Linked DNA regions of Homo sapiens: all the other regions are linked to region 2. The links are chromatin contacts, found by Hi-C in ENCODE. All regions are on one chromosome and are shown on one strand. Each heading gives the region's core, a stretch centred on a gene start or an enhancer-like site at or near the end of the contact. The rest is flanking DNA. Distances are from core to core; before and after follow the strand shown. Region 1 holds the start of FAM174A (family with sequence similarity 174 member A). Region 2 holds the start of RIOK2 (RIO kinase 2). Region 3 holds the start of ARB2A (ARB2 cotranscriptional regulator A).

The links. A loop is a pair of places that touch in the nucleus more often than their neighbours do. Pooled maps may share reads with other maps.
Region 1: a loop to region 2 is called in a map of B cell, with 13 times the contacts of the local background. The contact joins the promoter of FAM174A here to the promoter of RIOK2 in region 2. A Hi-C loop is called at or near these places in 3 of 168 maps with a recorded cell type or tissue (B cell, CD8-positive, alpha-beta T cell and naive thymus-derived CD4-positive, alpha-beta T cell) and 13 of 50 pooled maps.
Region 3: a loop to region 2 is called in a map of CD8-positive, alpha-beta T cell, with 18 times the contacts of the local background. The contact joins the promoter of ARB2A here to the promoter of RIOK2 in region 2. A Hi-C loop is called at or near these places in 3 of 168 maps with a recorded cell type or tissue (CD4-positive, alpha-beta T cell and CD8-positive, alpha-beta T cell) and 10 of 50 pooled maps.

Annotation. Positions count from the first base shown.
Region 1 is chr5:100,533,874-100,538,017 of GRCh38, forward strand. FAM174A (family with sequence similarity 174 member A) reads left to right here and starts at 1,501. Exons shown (of 3, transcript NM_198507.3): 1 at 1,501-2,091. The coding sequence starts at 1,658. It overlaps FAM174A-DT (FAM174A divergent transcript), which reads right to left and starts at 1,370. Exons shown (of 5, transcript NR_172939.1): 1 at 1,288-1,370; 2 at 207-279. RefSeq lists an enhancer at 1,460-1,759.
Region 2 is chr5:97,180,270-97,184,496 of GRCh38, forward strand. It overlaps RIOK2 (RIO kinase 2), which reads right to left and starts at 2,978. Exons shown (of 10, transcript NM_018343.3): 1 at 2,857-2,978. The coding sequence starts at 2,922.
Region 3 is chr5:94,109,959-94,114,099 of GRCh38, forward strand. It overlaps ARB2A (ARB2 cotranscriptional regulator A), which reads right to left and starts at 1,705. Exons shown (of 11, transcript NM_032042.6): 1 at 1,553-1,705. It overlaps LOC105379087 (a long non-coding RNA gene), which reads left to right and starts at 1,744. Exons shown (of 7, transcript XR_001742441.2): 1 at 1,744-1,781; 2 at 2,367-2,446; 3 at 3,597-3,707.

The sequences.
Region 1 (4,144 bases), core at 251-2,750, 3.4 Mb after region 2:
CTACTAGGATCAGAGGACTAGCTGGGTCATATTCTTTTCAAGGTTAGGGCCAGAACTTTCTGTGCAGAGAGGGCAGGCAAGTGAAAGGGGGAAAGGAATAATGAGAGAGGTAGGTGTGTGTATGCATGTGTGTGTGTTTCTGGCTCTCTCTCTGTATATATCTACCTGTATCTGTCTCTCTTTTAGCAATGAAAACAATAACTTACTCAAAAGACCCACGTATACCCTTGACAGGCATCTCATTGGTGAGAGGTACATCATGCGGCCACTTCTAGTTATCTGCACAAATTGAAGTTCCATATTACTGAAGTCAAACAGGCAAGGAAGACATTATTGAAGACTACTGCTGTTGGGAAAGGGGATAAAACTCTTCTAATCTCAACTCCTCTAAAAGAAAAAAAGGAGTGGAGAGTTATTAAGAGCTATTTTGGGAAGATCACCGGCCACCTGAGTTTGCTGATTGACTTTACCCAAAGGAAAAGTAAATTTTCTCCTCCATGACAGGAGGTGGTTTTACAACTTGAAGCGAGAAGCCTACAACAGTTAGGTTCCTTTCCTCTCACACAAAATAAGAGATGGCCCACTACCTTCCTTGCTGATTATATTTCAAAGGCATGATGGCTTTCCATACCCTTGAGATAGTTTTCAATTATATAACTGGCCAGAAGCTTTAAAAAATATTTACATCTGAAAAGGGAAGAGAAATAACTTACAATGGTAAAGTTTTCTAAAGTAATTTTTTTTAATATACTTTAAGTTCTAGGGTATATGTGCACAACGTGCAGGTTTGTTACATATGTATACATGTGCCATGTTGCTGTGCTGCACCCATTAACTCGTCATTTACATTAGGTATATCCCCTAATGCTATCCCTCCCCCCTACCCCACGACAGGCCCCGGTGTGTGATGTTCCCCATCCCGTGTCCAAGTGTTCTCATTGTTCAATTCCCACCTATGAGTGAGAACATGCAGTGTTTGGTTTTCTGTCCTTCTAATAGTTTGCTCAGAATGATGGTTTCCAGCTTCATCCATGTGCCTACAAAGGACATGAACTCATTACAAGCAAATGCTCTTTAGAAAGGGAGGTCAGGGACCCATAGGCAGGAAAAAAAGCCTGCTTAAAGCTTGTAATGAAGCTAAGGAAAACTAAGCCCTTCTGGCTTACAGATTAAATGTGTTATTGCAGTTTGACACCAATGAATTCAGATTATGAGTTTCCAATCTCTCAGGGTTCCTGCATGAGAGAGTTGCTGTACATTTTACACAATCTCTTTTTGTCTACTTACTTTCTTAATACGCATCCTTGACCGCTCCTCACTAACAGTGAAAAGAACAATGCTTCCAAAACGGTCACGTCCTCGCTTTTTACACAAGTGCGCGTGCGCACTGGGCGCTAGGCCTCTGACGTCACCAAGTGCATCCGCCCCTACAAGTTAGCAACCGAAGGCGTCCTTAGCAGCAGTGGCCGCTGAGATGTACGAACTTCCGGTTCTCCGGGCAGCTGCCACTGCTGTAGCTTCTGCCACCTGCCACGACCGGGCCTCTCCCTGGCGTTTGGTCACCTCTGCTTCATTCTCCACCGCGCCTATGGTCCCTCTTGGAGCCAGCGTGGCGGGCCTGGCGGCTCCCGGGTGGTGAGAGAGCGGTCCGGGAACGATGAAGGCCTCGCAGTGCTGCTGCTGTCTCAGCCACCTCTTGGCTTCCGTCCTCCTCCTGCTGTTGCTGCCTGAACTAAGCGGGCCCCTGGCAGTCCTGCTGCAGGCAGCCGAGGCCGCGCCAGGTCTTGGGCCTCCTGACCCTAGACCACGGACATTACCGCCGCTGCCACCGGGCCCTACCCCTGCCCAGCAGCCGGGCCGTGGTCTGGCTGAAGCTGCGGGGCCGCGGGGCTCCGAGGGAGGCAATGGCAGCAACCCTGTGGCCGGGCTTGAGACGGACGATCACGGAGGGAAGGCCGGGGAAGGCTCGGTGGGTGGCGGCCTTGCTGTGAGCCCCAACCCTGGCGACAAGCCCATGACCCAGCGGGCCCTGACCGTGTTGATGGTGGTGAGCGGCGCGGTGCTGGTGTACTTCGTGGTCAGGACGGTCAGGTGAGGCAAAGCCTCGGTGGGGCACCCCCGTGGGCCTGAGATACGCAGGCCGGTGATCTCCAGCAAGGCTGACTTCTGTGACCCTTTCCCCCTTCCCCAGCATCAGGGACTCCTGCTTAAGAATATGATATTGACTTTCTTAAAGGCCTGTTACCTTTGGAGCAATTTAAACCTATAACTAATTGCTGCCTTTTGTTTATAAATGAGTGCCCTACCTCCAAATCTCTTCATCTGACCTACAACCCACGTCAGCCTCAAAGGGCACCCTTTCTCTGAAGTGAGGATAATCTTTATTCCCTAGAATTTTGACTACTCTGTCTTGTAATACTTCTACCTTTCTAGTCTAAATTTTTGTATACCTAACTGGTCAAAATTTTGCCAATCAGAATGCAAACTCTTTAAAGACAGGATATCTATTTAGTAGGTTTGTGAGTCTTACAAATTATTTGTACAATGCTGCCACTTAATAGGAAATCAATATATATTTGAGTGGATTAATAGTAATATAGAGGTGCCTTATGGATATTTTATTTTTATAAAATTCAGGAGAAGAAAAGTTCTTCCTTACTATCAGTGTTTCCTAGTATTGCCCTTTAATCTGCCACCTAAGTGGCAGAGAATCACCTTCCTGAAGAGTTGACATACAGAGCCAAGACCTCACCATTAGGAGAAGCCAGCAAAGAGATAAGGTGAGGGAAAGCTGTCTAGCAGTTTATTTCATTATAAAATAAGTGTAGAGGGTAGGTTTGCAGCTTATGTTTGTTTATTGTTTTCAAAATTCACGTTTTTCCCATAAATACCCTCTGTATTGTAATTTAACATATTTCTTTAAACTGATTATTTAAAGCAAAAGTTTCCTTTTAAACAAGTCGTTATTATCATGAATGGAAAACCAACATCACTTGGCTAGTTAAAAAATAGTGTAAGCCAGTGGTTCTTGACATGTGGGCCAGGGAACCACACAGGTGGGAGTTTCACTTAGACCTCTTCAGGGCATCTACAGTATTAAAACTATTTTCAAAATAATACATTCTGTTACAGGCTTATAGGGTACAAGTAGTTCATTGATATTGTTTCAGATTCCACATTGCAACTAATCTTTAAGAAACTGCTTGTCAAGTTTTGGTGTAGTAGTATCATAAAGGAATAACCACTCATATATAAAAAGGCTATTAAAATGTTTCTTTCCATTCCAAGTTTATATCTGTGCGAAGATGGAATTACTTTGTATGCTTCAACCAAACAACACATTGCAAAGGATTTAATGCAGAAGTAAATATAAAAATCTATCCATTTCCTATTTTTTGTTTCTATTTTTTATCTACTCCTATCACCTTAAGCCAGATATTAAAGGGAATTGGAAATAAGAATCTAAATGTCATTCTTTTTACGTTTTTTTCTTTTTTGAAAATATAGTTGTTTTTCATAAAAGTTATGTTAACTTGTAATGTGTTTACTATTATTTTAAATCAGTTGATAAGTATAGGTTTTCTCAAGTTTAATTAATATGGTAAAGTTGATATGTGTAATTCACATAAATATAAGTTATTTTGGGTTCCTGAACAATTTTAAGAATGTAAAGAAATCCAAAACAGCAGGCGTAAGCAATATTTGAGAACCACAGCTGTAAGAAATATTATTTGAGCTAGATATTGTTGGTTCACAAAGGCTAGCAAATCTGCACTCACACTCTAAGTGTTAAAAGCATATTACCACCAAACTGAGACTTTCTTCTTAATATAAAGAAAGATTAAAAGAATATTGAAACAAATTATTTTCCTCACTATATAACTGTTATTTACTGCTGTCTGTACATAGTTCCTATAAAAATGCATGGCCCCTTGAATGTTGTATCTCTTATACATAAAAATGATAAGTATAATGATAATTTGGGGGGAATATTCCTTCCTTGTTTTTTTCCTTTTGCTTCCACCTTTTTAATTATTTTAAATACACATATTTATTACCATTGATTTTCTGTCATTAATGTTGTAAAACTTGGACAGATACAGTCCTTCCAATATGATCCTATTGGATGACTTGGTAACATGAT
Region 2 (4,227 bases), core at 1,728-4,227:
TCAGGGCAGAATAAGAATACTTCTAGCTGAGGGATCAGTTCCAAGGAAGATGCAAAACTAGAGACTGACTTTTAAAAGATGTGGGCATACAGAGAAAACAGACAAGGGGATATTAGTGAAAGAAAAAGATTTGAAAATGGCACATATGCAAGAAAGTACTGACCACAGAGAATAGCTGAGTACAGTAGCAGCTCAGATGGGATAGCATATAGAATTCATGCAAACGCGGCTGGAAGATACTTCTAGGATAGAGAAGGCATTAAAATGTAGACCAAATACTTTTATATTTTATCCTGATGAGAGCAGGAAGCTCTTGAAGATGTTTAGGCGTGGGAGACACACGAACAGGGTTATTTTAAGGACATTAATGTACCAGGAATATGCAAATTGGCTTAGAGATGGCAAAATCTGAGGGGGTACTCCGGAGAACTAAGACAGAAGTCCAGCTCAGAGGAAAGAGCCACCAGAACAGGGTAAGTGGTAGTGGTACTGGAAGGAAGGAATAAAAATCTTTAGGAAGTATTATGGGAGAGCTTGGCAATTAGATGTGGAAGGGTAAAGGGAACGGAAAGCCACAATTGGAAGTGATGAGGAAAAGCAAGTTTTAAGATTTTATTATTTTTTTTTTTTATAGAGCTTGGGAAAAGAGAAAGGGGGTAGAAAAAAATTGAATTTGGTTTGAGCACTGAGAGTCAAATAAAAATGTTTAAAGGAAAACTGGAGGCCAGGTGCAGTGGCTCACACCTGTAATCCCAGCACTTTGGGAGGCCAAGGTGGGTGGATCACGAGGTCAAGAGATCGAGACCATTCTGGCCAACATGGTGAAACCCCATCTCTACTAAAAATACAAAAATTAGCTGGGCGTGGTGGTGTGCGCCTATAGTCCCAGCTACTTGGGAGGCTGAGGCAGGAGAATCGCTTGAACCCAGAAGGTGAAGGTTGCAGTGAGCTGAGATTGTGCCACTGCACTCCAGCCTGGCAACAGAATAAGACTCCGTCTCAAAAAAAAAAAAAAAAGAAAGAGAGAAAATTAAATAGGAAAGGGGCCTATATTTAGGAATGAAGTTATAATTAGAAGGAAAAATTGTCAATTATTTTATAGAAGTGAGAGTTGAAGATGTGAAGTGGATGCTATCACTGAGCAGGAGATAATGGAAGAAAAGGAATGTTTGGGAGCAGAATTCTGGGGCAAGTTCATATTGAAAGCTAAGGGCAGCTAGTCAAACAATGATTATTGATATAGGAGGAGCCAAAGAAGTAAAAGGGAAGAGAGGCCCAAGAAAGGGTACCAACACTGGTGAGATTCAACTGAGACCGGAATGTCATATTTAATGACTAAGTCATTTCTTGGTGAACTTTACAAATAATTTAAATATTGCAGCGCCAATGTTTTGGAAGATAAATCTGGCATCATTTTGATGTCTCACCAAAACCTTAACTTTTAAATTTAACTTATTTTCCATGCTTTGTCTCTGCCTCCCCCGTCCTCTAACACTCTTACTTTTGACCCCTACTTCTGTCAGAGACACTAAGGAATGAGTGTGCTGAGAAAGCAGGAAAGGAAGGTATCTTTCCGAAGTGATAGTAGGTTTTCATAGAGAAAGTCCAGCTGATTAGAAGAATCTACATGAGAGGCAAAGTAAACATTGTCTTCCAAATTTCACACTGATTTTGCATTTGATAGTTTAATACTTAAGCGCTATTTAAGATTAATTTTAAAAATCCAAAACTTGAAGCCTTAACATAATGCAAGAACCAGTGTGACTCACATCGCATATCCTATTACATAATTACACAATATAGGTAGTCCTTATCATGGGGTTCACTCCTTACCAAAAGATAACGGCTCCTAAATAAATGTACAAATGTCTTGATCTATATATTAATTTCTGTGCCATAAGACTGAGGCCATAAAATCAGATTTTGTTACTCCCCTGATTAAAAACATTTAGTGGTTACCCCCACATTCTTTACCAAACCTCCAAGGCTCTGTAGTACATAATTTCTCACCTTTTCCGCTACATCTCCAACCATTAGTGTGCATCTCACTTTGCTCCAGCCACATTACATTGGCCTTTCCTCTCTTCAAAGACTTTTCTGTCTCAAGGCCTTTGCACTTACTACTGCTGTTTCCTCTGCCTCCAACTCTTTCCAAGGACTTCACTGGGCTGTCTCTTTCTCACACAGCTCCTATTATTCCCCCATTCATTCTTTCATTTAGTGAATATTTATTGATTGTCTACCAAAGGCCAATAACTTGTGCCCCTCCTCTCCACCAGATACATATACTTTCTATGCCATTATCCTTTATCATTTTCATAGCATTTATCCATTATCCTATTTTTCGTTTACTTGATGATCTGTGTCTCTCTCTCCACTTGTCTGTTTGAACAAGTGAACCTCCTAATGTTGCTACTAAAAAACCGACAAATATGTGTTGACTGAATGAATCAGAAAGACTGCTATGCGACTGAGTCTGTTAGTAGGGAAGTCAATATTATCAAATCTCGGGGGGGGGGGGGGGCTTAAACCTTTCACAGCTGGTCGGAAGCTCAGGATCAGAGAAGTTTCCAGGCCACAGAGATGCAAGCGTTTCTCTTCAGCGCAAAGCGAATAGCAGCAGAAAAGAAAACAATTATTAGAAGACGGGACCTTTGCTCTATCTGGGGGAAGGTAAGCTCCCAAACAAAACCTTTTTAAAAATCCGACTTTCTGAATGCTCTCTTCTCCATTCCCAGCTTCTGCCACGTCCCGGGTCCCAGAGTGTGCCTGCTCAGATCCCAGAAAACTTGCAGGAACAGGAAGAGGTCACACAGTGTTAAGGGGAAGGGAGAACAGGAACGGCGGGTTTCTTACCGCGGTCAAGACCCTGAAGTCATCTCGGCTCATGTAACGCAACTTGGCCACATTCACTTTCCCCATGGCGGCCCCAGTCCGAACCCAGATGCCTCTCCGACGACAGCCGCAAAGCGTAAGGCAGGTCGTTATTCCAGCCTCTAAGCGCTTTACAGCGCCAGATGGCTCGCGCACGCGCTGCGTCTTAGTATAGGTCCTTGTTAATAGTTAGAAGTGCTGTTCTCATTGATATAGGAAAATAAAACTACTTGTATGTCTTATGAAACACATAGTATGTAACAAGTGAACGTTTTATTTTTGTGTAATTTTTGCGTTGTGACTGAGTTGGCGGAGTGTAGATATTCTCTACAATGTGCCTTTTTTTTTCCATATCTGTCAGGACTTGCTGCCTCAATGACACGTTCCGCCTCAGAGAGCAAAGTGGTTACTTAATGGGAGGAGCAAATTTTTCCCGCAAACAACTTCTACTCTAGGCAAAGTGACTTCCAACAAGACAGGGGTAAAAGAACCTGAGCTAGAGTCCAGACAACCAAATCTGTTAAAGGTAAAGTGGACTGTAATCACACAAGCACGCCCTCTACTCCTAATTGCGCCTGCTCCGGCAGCTCCGGAGGGCGTGGTTAATGGAACTCATGCGCTTGCTCAGTACTTCTCTTAGGTTGGTCTAGGAGGCTTCGAAGTGCGCCTGCGCTGGTTGGGGTGGGAGTTTAAGGTGACACGTGGAGAGCGCGGCGGACGTCCTTACCTCCAGAGGAAGTGGGGATTTTGATAGTTCGGGCTGACCTACGCGGGTAGGACTTCGAGGGCCCAGGAGCGATTTAAGGATTTTAGAATAGTTACCCATACTGGCTCTGCAACTCCTCGATATTCAAGCCTTTGTCTGCTTTTTACTTGAATGCAGCATGTCTTTGATTAACCATCTTCAACCAATGAACATCTCCATTTAAACGGAATTTTTCTTTCTGTACTTACATAAGAAGGCATAGAAATGAATTTTTTTTTTATTTTTGAGACAGAGCCCGGCTCTGTCACCCAGACTGAAGTACAGGGGCGCGATCTTGGCTCACTGCAACCTCTGCCCTCTAGGTTCAAGGGATTCTTCTCCCTCAGCCTCCTAAGTAGCTGGGATTATAGGCTCACACCACCACGCCCTGCTAATATTTTTATTTTTAGTAGAGATGGGGTTTCGCCCTGTTGACCAGACTGGTTTCAAACTCCTGGCCTCAGGTGATCCGCCCCCCTCAGTCTCCCAAAGTGCTGGGATTACAGGCATAAGCCACCGCGCCTGGGCGAAAAGTTTTTAAAAAAACCAAGTGACTAACTTTATTTGTACAAATTTATGGGGTACGTGAGAAATTTTGTTACAAGTAT
Region 3 (4,141 bases), core at 455-2,954, 3.1 Mb before region 2:
ACTGCAACCTCCGCCTTCCCGGTTCAAGCAATTCTCCTGCCTCAGCCTCCAGAGTAGCTGGGAATACAGGCGCACGCCACCACACCCAGCTAATTTTTTTGTATTTTAGTAGAGACGGGGTTCACCGTGTTGCCCAGGCTGGTCTCAAACTCCAGGGATCAGGCAATCCGTCCGCCTCGGCCTCCCAAAATGCTAGGATTACAGGCGTGAGCCACCGCGCCCTGCCTTTCTCTATACCTCTTAATCACTACTTGTTATATATTTACTTGTTAATTATACGTCTCCATCCACTAGAATGTAAGTTCCAGGAGCAAAAGGACTTTCTATTTTGTTTACTGCTGTCTTCCCATCACCTGAACACTATCCGGCACACTGAAGGTTGCCAGTAAATACTTGCTAAATGGATAAACAAGTGGATGCTCATGGTTTCATAGATAATATTTCCCTCTTGGCCTTGGTACTATTTATTCTACCATATGGAGCAGCCATAGCCTGAAAGCATCCAGAGCATCCTTAACTTTTCAGCGTAGGATTCACTGGTTAAGTGGAAGTAAGGCCTAGTTGAAAATTCTGAAAGAAGCCTGGTACCAGCACTGTCACTGAGGCCTTAACGAAGCAGATCCAAAAATACTCTCTTACTCAGTTTCTACATTCGCTAAATGTATACAGTGTAACCGTCCCTCGCATTGTAGGATAAAGAATACACCTTATCAATGAGATATTTGTTATGCAGTATATGGCATGCGTTAATGCAAACGATGTCATGTACTACATTAAAAAATCGCACTGATATTTTGATAAATATACAATGCACTTGTAGATAAAAACCAGAGAATTTTTCCCTCTACAGCTTTTTTGAGGATTTGGGAGAAATGGACAAATGCAACAACATTGCATGTCATTAAATACAGTATATCCAAACACAACGAGTTTCTTGGCCCAACAGATATAGACCCTGGAGCACTATAAGAATATGTTAAACACCTGGATGAGGGAAAGAGAAGACTGCTTCCAAAACATACTTACTTTATTTCAAAGTCAAAAGTATTCAACACTTAATTCATACTGCATCCCAGAGAAACGTCCCACCCGCGCCCATGCATGTTACAAGTTTTGAGAGCATTTTATAACTGCACTTTAATCCCTCTGCAGTGAATGACTTCTGGTAAAGCGCTGGCAGTTAATAATACTTTTTGTAGAAAAAAAAATTAATACAACAACCACAATACCTCCACTCGCAAGAAAGCGGAGGAGGGCCCATTACTCTGTCTCCAGGGACTCCCAGAATCCCGTACGCCCCGACATAAGGAAAGTCATCCAGGGAACACACACGTCGCTCCCGCCTAGAGAGTGGAAATGGAACATGGGACCTGCCCATCAGCGGAGGCCCAGACACAAGTCAGAGGTGTCCGCAGGGAATGCAGCGTGGTTCCAGACAGCCTCGGTCCCCAGGGCCAGCGACCACCGCCTGAGACCGACCCAGGCCAGCCCCCTCCTGATTTCGACCCGGGCCTGCCCCCGGAGCTCACATCCCCGCAAACGGCAGTCCTACCTGAGCTCTGCCCCCAGCCACAGGGCTGAGGGGGCAGGCGGGAGGAGGCGTGGCCTTCCAGTTCGCCAGTCGAACTCCCTCGTGCGGTTGTTATGACTTTCCCTCTCGGGATCCGCGCCCCGACCAAGTTCGAGTTGCACTTCCGGGGTCTTCAGGAGATTGATACGTCATTACGCACTTGACGGCAGCGGCGGCGACAACCCGGAAACGGGCGGGGCGCGGGCCCTGGGTAGGTTCCTGTGGTATTAGGTGGACTGGAGAAAGAGGCCCGCGTGAATTAAGTGTAGTTCTCTTATGCACTGGCGGACTCTGGTCGCCCTTCCTTGTGAAGGCTGCCTGGGTAGCCGTAGAGGACGAGGCCACTCTAAAGCCTCGTTTTCCCAGCGGAATTTTAACTATTCTAAGGATGTCCTTACAGCCAGTTCCCCACTCCGCTACTCAGAGTGTGTCAGACTTTACCCTGTCCATTCAACTCCAGAAAAACCGGGAGGTCTAGATTCGGAAGATTAAATTTACCTTTGAATTAGGACATGTAAAATAGGAAGTTAATATTAGCATCCTAATGACAAAAGTTTTCTCGTTATCATACTTGACTCAAATGGGAATCTTACGGATATTAATGTTTTTTCCAGAAACAGGTTTGAAAGGTATTTCAAGGATAAATCTGGGGAAAGGGATGGAAGCAACTGATTTTTAATTTTTAGATAGTACTCTCAGAGCATTTATTTAGTCCAAAACTGTTAATTTAATGAATTAGGCTAAACTAGACGCTGGGGTAACAAAGCTGAGTTAGATACCCTCTCCTCTGAGGCAGCTAAAGAGAAGGAAAGTCTGGTGGCTGACAAGTAAACCAACAGTTATGTTCTTCAGAGAGGAGATCTCAGACTCTCTAAGGTATACTTCACTTCCACACTGTTTGTACTTTGCAAATGTACCCTGCCCCCTAAAATGTAAACTCACTGATGGTAGTGACATAATCTTGTCTTTTTAATGTATCCTCAACCATACAACAGTGCCTGTCCACAAAGTAGACAATAAATACTTATTGAATGACTGAATGATCACAGTGGTAAATAATAGATTGGGGAAATCTAGAAAAGTGTATAGGACAAGAAGAAAGTGGTGTAAGTAAGTGGCGGGAGATAAGGAGCAGTAAAAGGTGAGAGAATCCACTGGAGTTAGCCAGAACTGAGTACCTGAATGAATCTCGGGCATTGCAAGACTGTTAGGGCTTCATTTCCGGAAAGAACTCAAATGGTTTGTAGAGTGACACTTTATACTGAAGAGGAAGGCAACAGCCAGATTCTGAAAAGCTTTCTATGTCATGCTGAGTAATTTGATTTTCTGCTGCAGACAATTGGGGAAGCTGAAGGATTGTTGAACAGAGGAGGGAAACATTTTTATTTTGGTGGACTTTTGCAACAGTGACAGATTATATTAAAAAGATAAGGCTCCCAAAAATGTATAATCCCAGTTTAACCATGAGAAAAACATCAGACAAAATACCTGACCAGTACTACTCCAAACAGTTAAAGTCATGAAAAACAAGGAAAGTCTGAGAAACTGTCTGAGCCAAGAGGAGCCTAAAGAGACCAACTTTAATGTTGGATCCTGAAATAGAAATAGAACGTAAGTGAGAAAACTAGTGAAAATTGAATAAAAAAGTAACATTCCATTAAGAGAATATACCAATGTTTACATAAAATATGGAGATTGGTCAAAAGATGAGTGACATGACCTTTCAATATTTCCAGGATAGAGGCCCACTCAAGGGTTAGGGGAATGTACTTTGTTCAGTAGTAAACTATTGAACAAACATATGGGTGCTTCAGCCTGCAATTCCAGCTGGACTTACATGGGAATGAATGAGCCTTCAGATTGTTCCTGTCATTGAGTCAGCTGGGGTCCAAAATTTCATAAAGCAGAGACGAGCCATCCCCACTGTGCCCAGTTCTGAATTCCTGACCCACAGAAACAATTAGAGATAATGAAAATGATTCTTGTTACTTTAAGCCAGTAAATTTTGGAGTGATTTGTTTTTCAGCAAAAGAAACTAATAGCTGTATGACAACAGCCAAAGAGTAAATATCCTTTCAAGTCCAATCCTGCCTAAGATGTCAAAATCAAGAATGAAGAGGTTATGTGCTGAAACAGAGTGAGTCCTTTTCTCTCCTTACTCTACCCTAAATGGTAAACTCCTGCCTCAGCTGACCACAAAAATATCTTCTGCAAATCTGTGAGGAGAAAGGAGGGAAAGCAACAAAAATTGTATGTGGGCTTAGATGTTTTGTTAGAATTACAACAGCCCATGTGTAGCTTAGCAGAAACCATTACAATGATGACTACACAATATAGTACAAAAATGTCCCCTCATTTTAACCATAGTCATCTAAACTGTACAAGTTAGTTTATAATTTTAATTTATACATCTCTAGGGAAGCCAGAAACTTCAGTTTCTCTCCCCACCTCTCTTCTCTTGCACTTCAAAATCCTACTAAGATAAGGAAAAAGGAAAGGAGATTTGTTCCCTCCTGGCTAACAGCTGGTCCATCTTTGATCACTAGGATGATCAAAGAAATGTCCCTATAC